2 separate regions of the Homo sapiens genome follow, and region 2 is linked to region 1. The links are chromatin contacts, found by Hi-C or POLR2A ChIA-PET in ENCODE. All regions are on one chromosome and are shown on one strand. Each heading gives the region's core, a stretch centred on a gene start or an enhancer-like site at or near the end of the contact. The rest is flanking DNA. Distances are from core to core; before and after follow the strand shown.

Evidence for each region. Hi-C counts contacts between places; a loop is a spot of excess contacts on that map. ChIA-PET counts read pairs that join two places held with the same protein, here RNA polymerase II (POLR2A). Pooled maps may share reads with other maps.
Region 2: a loop to region 1 is called in a pooled map, with 4 times the contacts of the local background. The contact joins the enhancer-like site here to the promoter of EIF2B3 in region 1. A Hi-C loop is called at or near these places in 2 of 50 pooled maps. POLR2A ChIA-PET finds 5 or more read pairs at or near these places in 2 of 52 experiments (B cell and activated CD4-positive, alpha-beta T cell).

What each region holds. Positions count from the first base shown.
Region 1 is chr1:44,985,345-44,988,244 of GRCh38, forward strand. EIF2B3 (eukaryotic translation initiation factor 2B subunit gamma) reads right to left here and starts at 1,251. Exons shown (of 12, transcript NM_020365.5): 1 at 1,149-1,251. It also overlaps the pseudogene PPIAP35. RefSeq lists enhancers at 1,025-1,294, 1,253-1,834, 1,545-1,594 and a silencer at 1,385-1,474.
Region 2 is chr1:45,392,799-45,396,029 of GRCh38, forward strand. The region is part of intron 3 of TESK2 (testis associated actin remodelling kinase 2); the gene reads right to left. Among named protein-coding and RNA genes, the nearest start is that of TOE1, 54 kb to the left of the region's middle. RefSeq lists an enhancer at 1,194-1,263. Within about 2 kb of position 1,598, at least 12 of the 41 ENCODE cell types and tissues checked have a DNase peak (open chromatin) inside an H3K27ac peak, as active enhancers do; they include B cell, where a contact is called at or near this core.

The DNA of each region.
Region 1 (2,900 bases), core at 1-2,500:
GAAGTGACTCCTTTTCCCGAAGTGCTTCCATTCTGCCATGTGCAGATTCTCTTAGCCTTTACGGGTTTCATTGCACGTATGTGTTTAAATGTCTACTTAAGTGTAACATTAATGTCTCTTAAATGTCTACATAAGAGTGTAAGAGTGACTTTCTTGGACTGTGTGTGCATCATCACTGTATTCCCAGTCAGATGCCAGAAATCAAAGTGGAATGAGGACCTGTGAACTTCACAACTGTATAAGAGTCAAACTCAAACATGTGCATAAGGGCATTAGAACCCAGGTCACTAGGAACTGAGGTTCCAGCTCTCAAGGAGGCCCTGGGTGAAGAAAGGCAACCTAGGAAGCATGAATAGTAATCATGAACATAACTAATCATGCTACCAGGCAGACTGTCAAATGCTCATGTCACTGCCACGACTATGGCTGACGGGAATCATGGCAACGAGTCTCGCTGCCTCCCAAGCTTTGGAGAGGGTGTTCACCGCATCTCAGACTTGCCTGCATCATAGCACTCATGCCTTTTCCAGTTGTAAATAGATAAGAAAACTGTATCAGAATTGGTCTGTCATTCCACGTGTGCTGCCTGAAGGCAGAGACCTCACTGCTCCTCCCTATATTTCACTGCCCTGCATCCAAACAACTAAAGGCAGGCTGAACAAATGAATGAAGGGCTGAGGCTGAAAGAGTGCAGGCACAGTGCTAAAGGCGTCTGGTACCGGTCTGGTGCTCGCTCACTCGCTGTGACTTTAAGCAGAACCCTCCCCGAAACTTCGTTTCTTTCTTTTCTTTTCTTTTTTTTTTTTTTTTTGAAACGGAGAGTCTCACTATGTTGCCCAGGCTGGAGTGCAGTGGCGCGAATTAGGCTCACTGCAACCTCCACCTCCTGGGTTCAAACGATTCTCCTGCCTCAGACTCTCGAGTAGCTGAGATTAGAAACTTAGTTCCTCCATCTGTTGCATAAGGTGGTTGGCTCGGATTCTCATCCCCAACCTCCCTTCTACTTCGGACACAGCTACACCGGGTCGAGCAGGGAGTCGAGCTGACAACTTCGGGGCTCAGCACCCTCTCCTACCCCTTCGGGTCCACCTCGGCCCAGTTCGACATGCCCGCCTCCCTCAGATGAGTGGCCCCACCGCACTGCTCACCCGGGTCAGCCAGCTTGTGTGCGGCCTGGCAGGGCAGAAGTCACAGCTATAACTCAGCTCCCGGCACGCCGCAACCGCTCCCAGCGATCTCCACGCCGCCTCTGACTGACAGCCCAATGGCGCAGGCGCGCGATGGCCGAGAAACTCGATGGAACGCGCAGAGCAGACCCATGGAGAAGAGAAGACCGCCGAGCGATGGATGACGGAGGGGAAGCACACTCAGCGGAGAGGAGGGAAGGCGGGCCGGAGGGGGCGGGGCCACCGAGGAGCATTCGACACGTGTGTCCCTCTGTCCATTAACACATTACCAACGCCTTTTGAGTATTCCTCCCAGTGCAGGGTGCCGGGAACCCAGACGGAACAACTCAGCCTCTTTCCTCAGGGAGTAAGTCTAAGACCTGGCTTCGAGTACATTCGGTGAAAGAAAGCTCATTGGGAGCCGCAATTTTGGCTAGCTAGTGAAAAAAATCACCGAATGCCCCTGCAGGGGTTGCCAGGACTTCCTATTTGTTTTTGTTGTTGTTGTTGTTGTTGTTTGTTTTTTGTTTTTTTTGAGACGGAGTCTCGCTCTGCGTCGCCCAGGCTGGAGTGCAGTGGCGCGATCTCGGCTCACTGCAAGCTCGGCCTCCCGGGTTCACGCCATTTTCCTCCCTCAGCCTCCCGAGGAGCTGGGACTACAGGCGCCTGCCACCATGCCCGGCTAATTTTTTTGTATTTTTAGTAGAGACGGGGGTTTCACTGTGTTAGCCAGGATGGTCTCGATCTCCTGACCTCGTGATCCGCCCGCCTCGGCCTCCCAAAGTGCTGGGATTACAGGCGTGAGCCACCGCGCCCGGCCCGGGACTTCCTATTTGTAACAGGGCCACTCACGTTAACTTTAGCCATCAAAACTGGGGGCGGCTGGGCATGGTGGCTCATGCCTGTAATCTCCGCAATTTGGGAAGCCGAGGTGGGAGGATTGCTTGAAACCGGGCGTTCAAGACCAGCCTGTGCGAGAGAGCCTCCAGTCTCTACAAAAGTAAAAATTAGCTGGGCATGGTAGTGTGTGCCTGTAGTCCCAGCTGCTCAGGAGGCTGAAACGGGAGGATCGCTTGAGCCCAGGAGTTCGAGGCTGCAGTGAGCTATGATCGGGCCACTGCACTCCTCCTGCCTAGACGACAGAGTGAGACCCTGTTTTTTTTTTTTAATTTAGTTTTTATTTCATAATCATAAACTTAACTCAGCAATCCAGTTAGGCATGGAAAGGAACAAGGAAAACATGGAACCCAAAGGGAACTGCAGCAAGAGCACAAAGATAAGATACTGCGAGCAGGCCGGGCGTGGTGGCTCACGTCTGTAATCCTAGCACTTTGGGAGGCCGAGGCAGGCAGATTGCCTGAGCTCAGGAGTTCAAGATCAGCCTGGGCAACATGGTGAAACCCCGTCTCTACTAAAATACAAAAAAAAAAAAAAAAAGAAAGAAAGAAAGAAAGAAAAAATTAGCCAGGCATGGCGGCGTGCGCCTGTAGTCCCAGCTACTCGGGAGGCTGAGGAAAGAGAATTGCTTGAACCCGGGAAGTGGAGGTTGCAGTGAGCCGAGATCGTGCCACTGCACTTCAGCCTGGGAGAGGGCGACAGGGTGAGACAGCGTCTCAAAAAAAAAAAAAAAAAAAAATACTGCAAGCAAATGGGGTGAAGGGGTGCTCTTCTGAGCTACAAAAGGAATGGTCTGGTGGTTAAGATAAAACAAAAGCCAAACTTGTTAGAGTTGTC
Region 2 (3,231 bases), core at 348-2,847, 410 kb after region 1:
TCCCAAAGTGCTAGGATTACAGGCATGAGCCACTATGCCGGGCCAAGGCTTTTAAGAGTACAGATCTTGTCTCATTTGTTTCTATATACAATGTCTCACACAAAATGTTTCGTACACAAGTTGCTAAACACACATTTATTGAATGAAGAAGCAATAATTACCAAATTAACTTCACAATGTAAACTCGTGTTACATTAAAGAACATTAGAGGCAAGTACAAGGCAGTAAAGCCAAGAGGTATTTGATTTTCTTTAATCAAATATTTATAAAGAAGTCAGGCAATAGGATTCTACTAGAAAAACAATGGCTACATTTTAAAATCATGGGTTTTTCTAGAAGCTGAAAAGACCTGGTTTGGATGTGACACACCCTTGCTTTTCTTCCTCCCAGGCCCACTATTATTTTGACCACACCATCTACAGAGATGTCATAGCACATCCAGGCAGGCACTGGCTTCATAGGAGAGTTTTCTGTCTGCTTTCTTCCCACCCTCTACTCAAATAACCATATCACAATCGTGTCACACAACTCTACTTCTACGTGCAACTTTACTGCCTAACCTCTCCCAAATCATTCCTAATGGAAAACCACCACCACATCCAAAGTGGTGTCACAGAGCTGGCAAGCTGAGACATGCATTAGCTTTATATTGGAAAAAGAGCGGCCGGGCATAGTGGCTCATGTCTGTAATCCCAGCACTTTGGGAGGCCAAGGTGGGAGGATCACGAGGTCAAGAGATCAAGACCATCCTGGCCAACATGGTGAAACCCCATCTCTACTAAAAATACAAAAATTAGCCAGGCGTGGTGGTGGGCGTCTGTAGTCCCAGCTACTCGGGAGGCTGAGGCAGGAGAATAGCTTGAACCTGGGAGATGGAGGTTGCAGTGAGCTAAGATTGTGCCACTGCACTTCAGCCTGGGTGACAGTGAGACTCCGTCTCAAAAAAAAAAAAAAAAAGAGCTTGAACAGAGTTAATCACTCTAAATGTTGTAAAAAAACAATATACTATAAAGAGGAAATATTACTCATCCTTGACAGGGAAGTGACATGTGCCTAGAAAAGCACGTAACATCAACAATAAGTTTTCACTAAAGTTTTTATTGCTAACTATATCAAAAATCGAAATGAAGCCTCAAATCATTGTCATGTCACAAGACCTTAAAAATTTATATTCTGAATGATTTTTATTCCCCTATCCCCATACCCCACCCCAAATCATACCAGCTAGAATTACTTAACTCAGGAAGGGGGTGCTTTCTTAATGCATGTGCTTTGAGAGTAAGTGATTACTCAACTTTGTTATTTTTAGTTTCATATGACATACAGATTCATGTTGAGAAGGAGGGTTGCTTTTTTTTTTGAGACAAGGTCTTGCTCTGTCGCCCAGTCTGGAGTGCGGTGGCACAGTGCAATAGTGTGATCATAAGCTCGCTGCAGCCTCAACCTCCCAGTCTCAAGTGACTCTCCTGTCTCACTGTCTCAGCCTCCTGAGCAGCTGGGACTACAGGCACACACCACAGCTGGCTTTTTTTTTTTTTTTTTTTTTGGTAGAGACAGGGTCTCACTGTGTTGCCTAGGCTGGTCTCAAGTTCCTGGCCTCAAGTGATCTTCCTGCCTTGGCTTCCCAAAGTAAGCCACCACACTAGGCCAAGGATTGCTTTTGTACTTTAGACCACTGTGGAAACAAACCCATGAAGGATCTTGTCAAAATGCAGACTCGCACTCTGTAGGTCAGGGATGGGGCCTAAGAATCTGAATTTCTAAACTCCCAGGTGATGCTGATGTCGCTTGGTCTACAGACTACATGCAGTGAGTAGCAAAGCCTTTAAACAAATGACTGTTTATCACTGCTCTAAAGATAGTAAGACCAACAGGAAACTCTTTTTTTTTTTTTTTTTTTTTTTTTTTTTAAAGACAGAGCCGCACTCTGTTGCCCAGGCTGCAGTACAATGGCTCAGTCTTGGTTCACTGCACCTCTGCCTCCTGAGTTCAAGCGATTCTCCTGCCTCAGCCTCCCGAGTAGCTGGGATTAGAGGCGGCCACCACACCTGGCTAATTTTTGTATTTTTAGTAGAGACGGGGTGTTTCACCATGTTGGCTAGGCTGGTCTCGAACTCCTGACCTCAAGTGATCCGCCCGTCTCAGCCTCCCAAAAGGCTGGGATTACAGGCATTAGCCACTGCACCCGGCCCCAACAGGAAACTCTTAACTCTGATACTACTGGTAAACTAGACTTTGTCTAGAGACTAGAGTCTTTTCTATAGCATGATTTACCATTCCCCATAAAGTGTCATTATTAAGCTTTTCCACATCTTTGCCTTTTCTCAGACTGTTCCCACTACCTAAAATGCCCCTCTCTTCATTTCCACATACCTTACTTAACGATGGGGATACATTCTGAGAAATGCATTCTTAGGTGATTTTGTGGTTGCATAATCATAGAGTGTACTTACATAAACCTGGATGGTATAGCCTACAATACCCTCAGGCTATACGGTAGAGTCTATTGATCCTAGGCTACAAGCCTGTACAGCATATTACTGTACTGAATACTGTAGACAACTGCAACAAAATGGTAAGTTTTGTGTATCTTAACATATCTAAACATAGAAAAGGTACAGTAAAAATATGGTATTATAATCTCATGGAACCACCATCATGTATGCGGTCTGTTGTTGACCAAAACATCTTATGCACTGCATTACTGTAGTTAGATTCTACTCATCCTCAAATACCAGTTCAAATACTTCCTTCTCATGTTCTTCAACTACCAAGGCAGCCATTTACACTCCTTTCTTTTCTTTTCTTTTCTTTTTTTTTTTTTTTGAGACAAGGTCCCACTCTGTCACCCAGGCTGGAGTGCAGTGTTGCAATTACAGCTCACTGCAACCTTGAACTCCTGGGCTCAAACAATCTTTCTGCCTCACCCTCCCAAATATGCTAGGATTACAGGTGTGAGCCACCATGCCCAGCCTATATCACCTTCCTATAGCATCATTTCCAAGCTTTAACTATGTTTTATCACATGCCTTATAACTTTTTTACTAGACCACAAGCTTCTTAACAGCAAGATACCATTCTCTTGCCTGGCATATGACAATATATAAACGCTTGTTAGTCTTTCTCTGAAGGAGGTTAAAAATAAAAAACACTTGCTGGGTAAATTATGGTTTGTTTTGTTTTGTTTTGTTTTTGAGGCAAGATCTAGCTCTGTCAACTACGCTGGAGAGC